Regions from separate parts of the Homo sapiens genome. Here region 2 is linked to region 1. A link is a contact called in ENCODE Hi-C data. All regions are on one chromosome and are shown on one strand. The core of a region is the stretch at or near the end of the contact, and the rest is flanking DNA. Distances in the headings are between cores, read along the strand shown. Region 1 holds the start of DPH5 (diphthamide biosynthesis 5). Region 2 holds the start of DBT (dihydrolipoamide branched chain transacylase E2).

Region 1 (4,876 bases), core at 847-3,346:
GCAATTCAGTATTGCTGGAGAGAAAGCGAGAAAGCTCATGGTATGGAGTGGAGAGAGATGATGCTAAAAAGGTAGGCAGTGGCCACACCACGAATGATCTTGTGGGGTATGTTAACAAACCTGGACTTTCTCTTGGCCTCAGAAGGATCTAGAAGGGGTGTAATATTTTCAGATTGTTAACTATAACTCTCTGACCCCCTTGAGTGAAGGAGACATTATTATCAGCTACAAGAGTGACAAAATGAGGACCTGAGAATCAAGATGGTGATAGACGGTATGGTTTCTATTGAGATATACAGGCAGACATGACAGACGATGTGGGGGTGACTCCCAAGTGTCTGGCTGGGGTTAATCTGTTGATGACAATACTCTCCTCACCCACCCCCACCCCCGACCCATCCAAGTAGATAATATGGAAAGAAAAGCAAAATGGAAAGGGAAGGTGATGGATTCAACCTTGGATGTGTTGAATATGCTTCCGGGTTATCTAGGTGAAGATTTCCAGCAGAACGTTAACATGAAGCCAAGAGGGAGGAAGTCTGGATAGGAGGCTGAAATTTGAATCTACAAAATATTAGCGATACTAGGAATTCTGAGTGAACAGCCAGTTTTTGTGAGGTTTTGTTTGTTTTACTTAAGCCATTCTAATAGGTGGGTTGTGGTAGCTCATTGTGATTTAAATGTTTATTTTCCTAATGTCTAATGATGTTTAGGATCTTTTTTTGTTTGTTTAAGATCTTTTAAAATAATTATTTGCTATTTGTGTATCTTCTTTGGTGTCTATTCAAATCTTTTGCCCATTTTTAAACAACGAACTGTTTTATTATTGCTTTCTGAGTGCTCCTTATATATTCTCCATACAAGTCCTTCATCAGATACATGCTTTGTAAATATTTTCAGTATGTGGCTTCAAGTCTTTTGAAGAGCATAAATTTTTACTTTGTTGAAGTCCAATTTATCAATTTTTTTCATCACGCTTTTGGTTTAAGAAATATTTGCCTAAATAAGGTCACGAATATTTCCTCCTATGTTTTCTTCTGGTATAGGTTTAGGTTTTCCATTTACATCTACGATCCATTTTGAGTTTTTTGGGGTGTGTATGTGGTGTGAGGAATAGATCAACGTAATGAGAGGGGATAAAACACAGCCACGAAGAGTTTATAGATAGGAAGTGCAAAAAGGTGGATGGAACCTGGGAATGAAAAAAAGCCAAGGTTCAAGGAAGCGGAGTTGGGCATTGTCGGGGAGGCAACAGGAAAATTCTGAGTAACCAACACTGCCTGCTAAGAAAAGCAATGACAGCTGTCTTTTTTAACTTGGATGAGGTCACCTTGGGAAGAGCATTTTCAGTCAAAACAAATCTTCCCTATTTCTAATTACATGTAACCAACAGCTTTATAAGAATTCCCCCGGCAGAAACACTTGAGAGGTCTGAAATCCCTGAGCACTATTAAAGGTCACTTCTTTAGGTACAGGAAGGTCTGGGATTCCTGACACTGAGGGTGACTGAAACATCCTTGGGGCACTCCAGGCATAAGGTCTTGGGGACAAACCCAAGGAGTCATTGCCTTGTTGGGAAATCAGAAGCACACTCACTGCTGGGTTTGCCAATCTCACGCTTCACCAGGAAGACACCTAGTTGAACTACAGGAGGATGAGAAGACTGGAATTAAAATCTGTGCACTCGGCCAAATCCGGGGACAAATCAGGAAAATCCTTCCCAGCCCTCCCTGTTTCTGGAGAGGAGGAGTAGGGCGCAGGGCCCCTCCCGACTCTCTTCCACGTGGCTCCTCTCGAGCGAAGAGCTACTGCACTTACCCAGGCTTAGGAAGCGGGTGTTTAAGCCATGGGTTAGAGGGCTCGTGAGCACGCCCGATCCTTTCCCTGAGGCTATGAAACGGTGGCTCCACGGACTCCTCTCGGCCGACTGACCTTTCGCCGCCCTGCCCCAGCAGCCGGCGGGTTTCTTCAGTGGAGCCGGGCTCTGGTCTCCGCAGCCCAGTAGCCCGCTAGCCCGGCCCCCTCCCGCTAGTCGTAAAGTGCAGTAAAGGCACCAGCATTTTGCGGCACCGTAGGTGAGGCCGGCGGCGTGGGCCTTTTCTCTGCACGGAGCCGGCGCTTTTGCAGTTGCTTCTGCGGAAAGGTGGTAGTTAAGAATTTGTAAAGGCCAGAGAACTACCTACGATTCTCTCAGCGGGTAATTGGCTGCTCCTAGGTTTGTGTAACAAGAGGCAAAACTGGTAGGGTTGTTTAAAACCTCTTATCCCAGTTCTTAAGCGTGACATAAGGTTCCCAAACCCCTCCTTGTGACTTGCCTCTTCTCTTGTGCTACTTTGGTTGTCATCGTGTTCATCACTAGATTTTAGATGTCCTCGGTGTTACTGACGGTTTTTCTGTCCACTTCGTCTTGCAGTCTCTCTTCTCCTCAAGTTTGAAATGCTTTATCTCATCGGGTTGGGCCTGGGAGATGCCAAGGACATCACAGTCAAGGGCCTGGAAGTTGTTAGACGCTGCAGTCGAGTGTATCTGGAAGCCTACACCTCAGTCCTAACTGTAGGGAAGGAAGCCTTGGTAGGTGCTGAGCGTTCCCCAGCCTCCTGGGAAGAAAGCTATCTAACATCTGATTTTCATACACTAAGCTGAACAGAATTTTCAGGTCTGCTTGTTTAAACCCTTTGAAACGCATCCCTTGTTCATTAATGATCTGAGGAGCAGAAGAATGGAAATTTTACACCAACCAAGTGACTTGGAAAATGAAAGGGTGCTTTGTCCTATTTTACAAGTCTAATTTTGTGGCTTTCTCCAGTAAATAGGAAAGCTATTTTATACTCCTGGGGGATAGTTATCAAAACCCCTTATTTCATGAGGTAGTCAAGAAACCCTTTCTGAGTTGAGTGCTAATGAGGAGCTGACACAGCCTTAATGAGTTGGTTATATATATTCAAAAACCAAGCTGAAAGCTTCCCCCTTTGAAGTGTGTCCATAGGGAATGGCGATTGCCTTTTTGTATCCTATCCAGAGAGATCTTATCTTAAATAGACTATCTCCCAATAAGGCTTATACTGATACACTTGTATATATTGAGTGAGCCTGGACTTAATATATAAAAATGTATGAGTATACACTTACATGAGTATACACTAAGTAACCAAAGTATTTGTTAGTATATTATACATTTATAGTTGGCCCTCATAAGGGCCCAGTAAATTTGGGGGAAGGGTCAACTTCAGGTTCATTGTCAAACTCTAAGTAGAATGTAAATCAAAGGATTAATACATATGTTATGGGAGGAGGGAGCAGATTTATTGTCATGTCTTCCAAACAAAAAATAGACTTAAAATTTTTAGGCCTCAGATTACTTTAAAATCTTATAGAAGGAATTAAGAACTGCTACTTGAATTGGCCATGCATTTAAATAAAAGTTGTGTGTAAAGACCAACTTTGATATATACATATATGTGGAGAGAGAGAGAAAATAAGTCTTGCTCTGTTGCCCAGGCTGGGGTGCAATGGTATGATCATGGCTCACTGCAGCCTCAGCCTCCTGGGCTCAAGTATCCTCCCACCTCAACCTCTCGAGTAGCTGAGACTACAGGTGGGTGCCATCATGCCCAGCTAATTTTTTGTATTTTTTGTAGAGACAGGGTTTTGCCACATTGCCCAGGCTGGTCACAAGTTCCTGGACTCTAGTGATCTGCCCACCTCGGCCTCCTAAAGTGCTGGGATTGTATAGGCACAAGCAACCACACCCAGCCTAAGGCCAGCTTTGATTTAAAAAACATTTTTTTTTCTCATTTTTTCACTCTTAGGATAGAACCAAAATATCTAAGCTCGAAATGATGGAAATGTGCGTCTCTAATCAGTGATTAAGGAAAAGTAAAAGGAACTTAACACCTTCAAGAAAAGACAGACAAATAACAAAACAGCAGTTTGATAGAATGAGATATCAGGGGATGGCATAGAGGAAAGTTTGGTTATAGTTTTATCTTTGTTACATGTTAATGTGACCTTGGACAAGTCCTTTAACTTTAGTGTCTTTTTTAAATGGGGTAAAAAACATCTACTTTAGGTGTTCAGCATAATTCTTAGCATAGGTTCTTAACTATGGTATATGGCACAAAACTGTTCAGAAATAGAAATTGTCAATGTTCACATTTCCAAACTTCTCTGAACCTCAGTTTCTTCATTTGTCAAGTGGCAATTACCAGTTGGAGGGTTATGTAGTGTTTTATTGAGATGATGTATATGAAAGTGCTTTGTAAATTTTCAGTGCTAGCTAAATGTTAATTTTGGCTGCTGTTATTTTGTAAAGTATTTTTTTCCAAAGACAAAACTTCTGGAGTTACTACTTACAGAGTCAAGACCTGAAGCTGGACCCAGCCTTACCTACAGTAAATTATGTGTACTTTGTTAAGGTGCTGGAATATCTGTTTCTTCACAGTAATAAGTACTGACATTTATAGAACAGTTACAGAACAGTTACTGTGCACTGTTTTAAATGCTTTACATGTAGATTAGGATTATTATTCTAATTACTGTTCATTTTGCAGGGATAGAGAAGTTAACAAACTTGCCTAAGTTCATGCAGATAGTGAATGATAGAGCCAGGAGATGAACCAAAGCAGTCCTGAGTTGAAGTCTGCCACTCTTTTTATTATTATTATTATTTATTATGTTTTTTTATTTTGAGACGGAGTCTTGCTATGTTGCCTAGGCTGGAATGCAGTGGTGCGATCTCGGCCCCCTGCAACCTCTGCCTCTCGGGTTCAAGCAATTCTTCTGTCACAGCCTTCTGAGTAGCTGGGATTACAGGCGTGTGCCATTGCGCCCGGCTAATTTTTGTATTTTTAGTAGGATGAGATTTCACCATGTTGGC
Region 2 (4,876 bases), core at 1,156-3,655, 780 kb after region 1:
TTATGTATTTGTTTTTATTCATATGTTCATTATTGTCTCATATAACACAGTTTTAACAGCTTTATTATGGTGTACTTTACATACCATAAAATTCACCTGTCTTAAGTGTATAATTCAAAGATTTTTAGTAAATGTACAGAATTATGCAATCATTGCCACAAAGTGGCAACAGAAAATTTTCATCACCACAAAAAAAATCTCTCTTGCCTCTGCAATCACTGCCCCTTCCACCTCTAGCCCCAGGCGAATTTGTTTTCTAATGCTAACCTTATTAATTAATAATACTAATATAATCTTATTATATAACTAATATAACTAAAACTAATCTGTTTTTCATCTCTATAAATCAACATTTTCTGGACATTTAATTTAAATGGAATAATGTAATATGTGATCTTTTGTGCTTGTATTCTTTTACTTAGCATAATATTTTTTTGACATTCATCCATGTCATAGCAATTATCGCTAATTCAGTCATTTTTAAGGATGAATAATATTTCAGAATATGGATGTACCACATTTTGTTTATTCACCTGTTAATGGACATCTGGGCTGTTTCTAGATTTTGGCTGTTATGCTGTTATGATTATTCCTATTCAAGTCTTTGTGTGAACACTGTTGTCATTTCTCTTATGTAGCTATCCAGGAGTGGAATTGGTGGGTCATAACTGGCCATTTTTAAATCTAAAAAAAGAGAAGAAATGGGGTCTTTGTTTCTTTCAAACTCGAATAAAAGAATTAACTAGGGAATAGATGGTGTATTTCTTTCCAGATGCTGGAATGAAAGATAAGGACACATATTATACTGAATATAGAAGCAAGAATCCATTGACATAAGAAGACGGTAAAGGAAAATAAACTAGTTATCTTCTGAGGAGCAGGTACAGTTAAAAACGAAATTAGGACAAAGAAAGTTGTATAGCAGCAGCTTGGAAGGGAGATGATTCACTTCAAAGGTACAACTGCCACTGCTTTTTATACAAACACATGCTTGTGGGATTATCAAATATATTAATAATGTCTATAAACATTTTTAAGGAAATGTAAAAACTTGAAATTCTTTTGACTACTCTAGATTTTCTGAGAAAGATAGCTATTTAGGCCGGACCCAGTGGCTCATGCCTGTAATCCTAGGACTTTGGGAGGCTGAAATGGGAAGATCGCAGTTTGAGACCAGGACTTTGAGACCAGCCTGGGCAACATAGAGAGATCCCATCTTGAACTTCTGAGCTCAAGCCATTTGCCTGCCTCAGCCTCCCAAAGTGCTGGAATTATGGGCAGGAGCCACCACGCCTGGCCCAAGAGACCCTATCTCTACCAAACAAACAAACAAACAAAAAAGATAATAAGATTTATTGTTTGCATTGATTTTTTGTGTGTAGATGTGTAATACATAAAATGGCAAATGAGGGGGAAAAGTGTTTGGGTCATATTAAACAATGAAGTTGTGAAATACCTGAGATTTTGTTTCATAACCACTAATCTTCAATGTTGAGCATTTAAAATGTATTTGTTCCAGTTTTTTTTCTCTGTAATTCCTTAGACATCTGTGCAGATTTTCATTCCCACGTAAGAAGCAATAACAGACTAATGTCATCCTGGACATTTCCAGGAATTGGTTTCCTAGTTGCTCTGAGGAAGATTGCCTTTTAAAAGAAAGCTCTGATCTGTTCTTTACCAGTTCCACTTGACCTGAATTTGACATTTCTTTAAGAGACAACTAAATCAAGATCATGTGTCTGTGACATGTATTGCATATGCTAGTTAGCTGCATCTGATAGCAGTCTGTAAAAAGAAAGATGATAACATGTTTATTTTAGACATTAGGTAATGTTCATCTTTCATGAAAAAAATTGATTAGCCAATTTTGGTAATCAAAAACATAAATGGGAGTAAAAAAGGCAGTCATTGGGAAGTACTGCTGTATGGACTTGTGAAACAACTAGTTGTCCAGAGCCTTGCTACAACGTATAGAAATATTCTATTTTCTGTATTTGGGGCGGCTACACTACAAGATGAAGACGGGGAAATGTTTTCCAACTCATCGCTCAGGTCCTACTGCAACATAACTTTCTTGAGGTAAGTACCTTTCTTTGTGTTTCCTTAACACTCTCTATTTTCCCCATCACATACACTAAAAAGATTATCTTTGGTGCATCTGTATTTACACAGCAGTGTTAAATTTGGGCTGCCCTCTGCCCCGCCTCCGTCCCCCAGGCTCTTTTCACTCCCCGCTGGGTCCCAGATCCTAGGGTTTAGCTCAGGCTCCGCCCTACTCCTTGGTTGGCTGTTGGGTGGGAGGCTCGTTTCTTCCCTCCCTATTGGTCGCCCAGGGGGAGGCGCGTTTCCCATCTCCTGATAGGCCGCGCCGAGGAGAGTCTCTCCAGTTTGCGGCACTGTTGTCATTTCCGGGGTAAGATGGCTGCAGTCCGTATGCTGAGAACCTGGAGCAGGAATGCGGGGAAGCTGGTAAGCACGTTTGGGCAGATCTGAGGCCGGGAAGGAGTGATTTGTCCGGAGTCATCCAGGAGTGGTGTTTTACTTTCTCCTCCGGTGCCAGGCGTCCAGGGCACGCGTGATGGAGAGGTGAAGGGATGCATGCAAAATAAAGGGCAGAGAACGGAGCGAGTCGACCAGTCTGGAGTGGAAACCCACTCCCTCCCCTTACCTGGAAGCGCTTCTGCAGCGACTCAGCCGTCCTGCTCCATCTGTACCCCGAGGCCCAGCTAGCGTTTTATTGAGCGCCTTCCAGGTGCCCAGGCATTGTGATAGGCGCTGTGGATCCAGAGATATATTCGTTTAGCATTTATTGCGTACCCACAGTATGCCAAACACTGGTAACACGACCCCTACCCTCAAGGAATCTACAGTGTGTAGAGGAAGAGGCCGTTCAAGTTATAGAATATCAGCAGGGGTCCCTGCTTCCGAAGAACTGAGCAGCTCGGCGTCACTCTTTTGCCTTGTACTTCTATGTCCGCACCACATATCATTCCTACCCTTTTGTCACCAAGGCTGTGACCCATCACCATCTCCCCTGCACTTCCTTCTCTTTCTCCCAGTCTTAGCACCAAGCACTGACACATACCGGTAATGATACTTGTTACCCCTATTTGCTTAGTGTTTCTTCTTCCTGCCTCTTCTCCCTTTCCCTAGATGCTCCTGCCTTGGTGACCCCGATCTTACAAAAACTTTCAAGAGCCTGCTATGTACCAGTGCTGTGTTAGGCACTGGAGATACAAATATGAAATAGACATCATATCTTCCTTCTCAAGAGATTACAACCTTGTGGTGGAGGACAAAGGAGAGGGAGACAGATAGAAATTACAACCCAGCATGAGAGGTACTGTGATGGGACAAGTGCCTAGAACTACAGGAACACACAGGAGTGGACACCTATGGTGGACTTGGGGGTCAGAGGAGTTCCCAGAGGATACTGTATGACTTGAGATGTAAGAAGGATAAGTAAGAGATAACCAGGAGAAGAGAGCTCTTCTCAGCAACACTTAACACATATTGGTCTCTCTTCTTTCTAGAGCTTTCCATTCTTGTTTTCTGTGACACCAGTTTCCCAATATTATTCTTTCTTCATCTTTGGCCACTTCATCCCAATATCCTGTTTCCCTTCCCGCCTTTTAAATATTGCTTTTTCTAAAGGGCTCTGACTTTGGCCCTCTGCACTTTTCCCACTTTCTGGGTTATCCCATCCACTCTTTGGCTTTAGTTACCATCTATGCTGATGAGTCCTAAAGTTCCCCAGTCTTCCAACCAGGTCTACTCCAAACCCATATATCCTACTGTCCTGGAAATCTCCAGTTTCATATGTACGTGATGTTTTCCAGCTGCAATTAAAAACCCAACCAATAAATAGGAAATTAAGTATCCATGCATACAGAGCATCCCCAATTAGATGTCAGCTCACATTAAGTGGCTTATGATTATCAATGTCGTCATTTCCCTAGTAGTTCATTTGTCCTTTTCCTACTGTATACAAGAGGGCTGCTACGACTTCTTCTTTTATGTTGAAGGCAGGAAGGTGGAAGAGGAGGAGGTTCCAGTCTCACTGGCCAGAACTGTGTTACATGGCCCCGGCTAGCACAAGGGAGCTTAGAAAAACTTGTCTTTTTTTTTTTTTTTTTTGAAATGGAGTCTCTCTCTGTCACCCAGGCTGGAGTACAGTGGTGCGATCTTGGCTCACTGCAACCCCTGCCTCCCAGTTTCAAGCGATTCTTTTGCCTCAGCCTCCCAAATATCTGGGACTACAGGCACACGCCACCATGCCCAGCTAATTTTTGTATTTTTAGTAGAGACGAGGTTTCACCATGATGGCCAGGCTGGTCTCAAACTCCTGACCTCAAGTGATCCGCCTGCCTTGGCCTCCCAAAGTGCTGGGATTACAGGATGAGCCACCATGCCCAGCAGAAAAGCTTGTCTTTAGTCTTCTCACAGTGTCTGCCGTAAAGCTTCAAAGCAGGTCAGACTCTCCAGCCTCTAGAACTGAACCCTCAAACCAGTTTCTCTTAATTTTTTTTTTTTTTTTTTTTGAGAAGAGTCTTGATCTGTTGCCCAGGCTGGAGTGCAGTGGTGCAATCTCGGCTTACTGCAACCTCCACCTCCTGGGTTCAAGTGATTTTCCTGCCTCAGCCTCCCAAGTAGCTGGCACTACAGGCGCGAACCACCATGCCTGGCTAATTTTTGTATTTTTAGTAGAGACGGGGTTTTGCCATGTTGGCCAGGCTGGTCTTGAATTCCTGACCTCAGGTGATCCTCCTGCCTTGGCCTCCCAAAGTGCTGGGATTACAGGCGTAAGCCACTGCCCCTGGCCCAGTTTCTCTTGATTTGAGCCTGTAATTCTCTCTGAAGAAATCTAGTCATGATT

The links. A loop is a pair of places that touch in the nucleus more often than their neighbours do. Pooled maps may share reads with other maps.
Region 2: a pooled map shows a loop between it and region 1 (4-fold over the local background). The contact joins the promoter of DBT here to the promoter of DPH5 in region 1. A Hi-C loop is called at or near these places in 4 of 50 pooled maps.

What each region holds. Positions count from the first base shown.
Region 1 is chr1:101,023,004-101,027,879 of GRCh38, reverse strand. DPH5 (diphthamide biosynthesis 5) reads left to right here and starts at 2,096. Exons shown (of 8, transcript NM_015958.3): 1 at 2,096-2,197; 2 at 2,414-2,571. The coding sequence starts at 2,437. DPH5-DT (DPH5 divergent transcript) reads right to left here and starts at 2,034. Exons shown (of 5, transcript NR_109849.1): 1 at 1,819-2,034. RefSeq lists a silencer at 314-373 and enhancers at 2,165-2,274, 1,367-2,566.
Region 2 is chr1:100,247,363-100,252,238 of GRCh38, reverse strand. DBT (dihydrolipoamide branched chain transacylase E2) reads left to right here and starts at 2,405. Exons shown (of 11, transcript NM_001918.5): 1 at 2,405-2,469. The coding sequence starts at 2,419. RefSeq lists a silencer at 2,186-2,285 and enhancers at 2,396-2,515, 2,117-2,676, 2,677-3,236.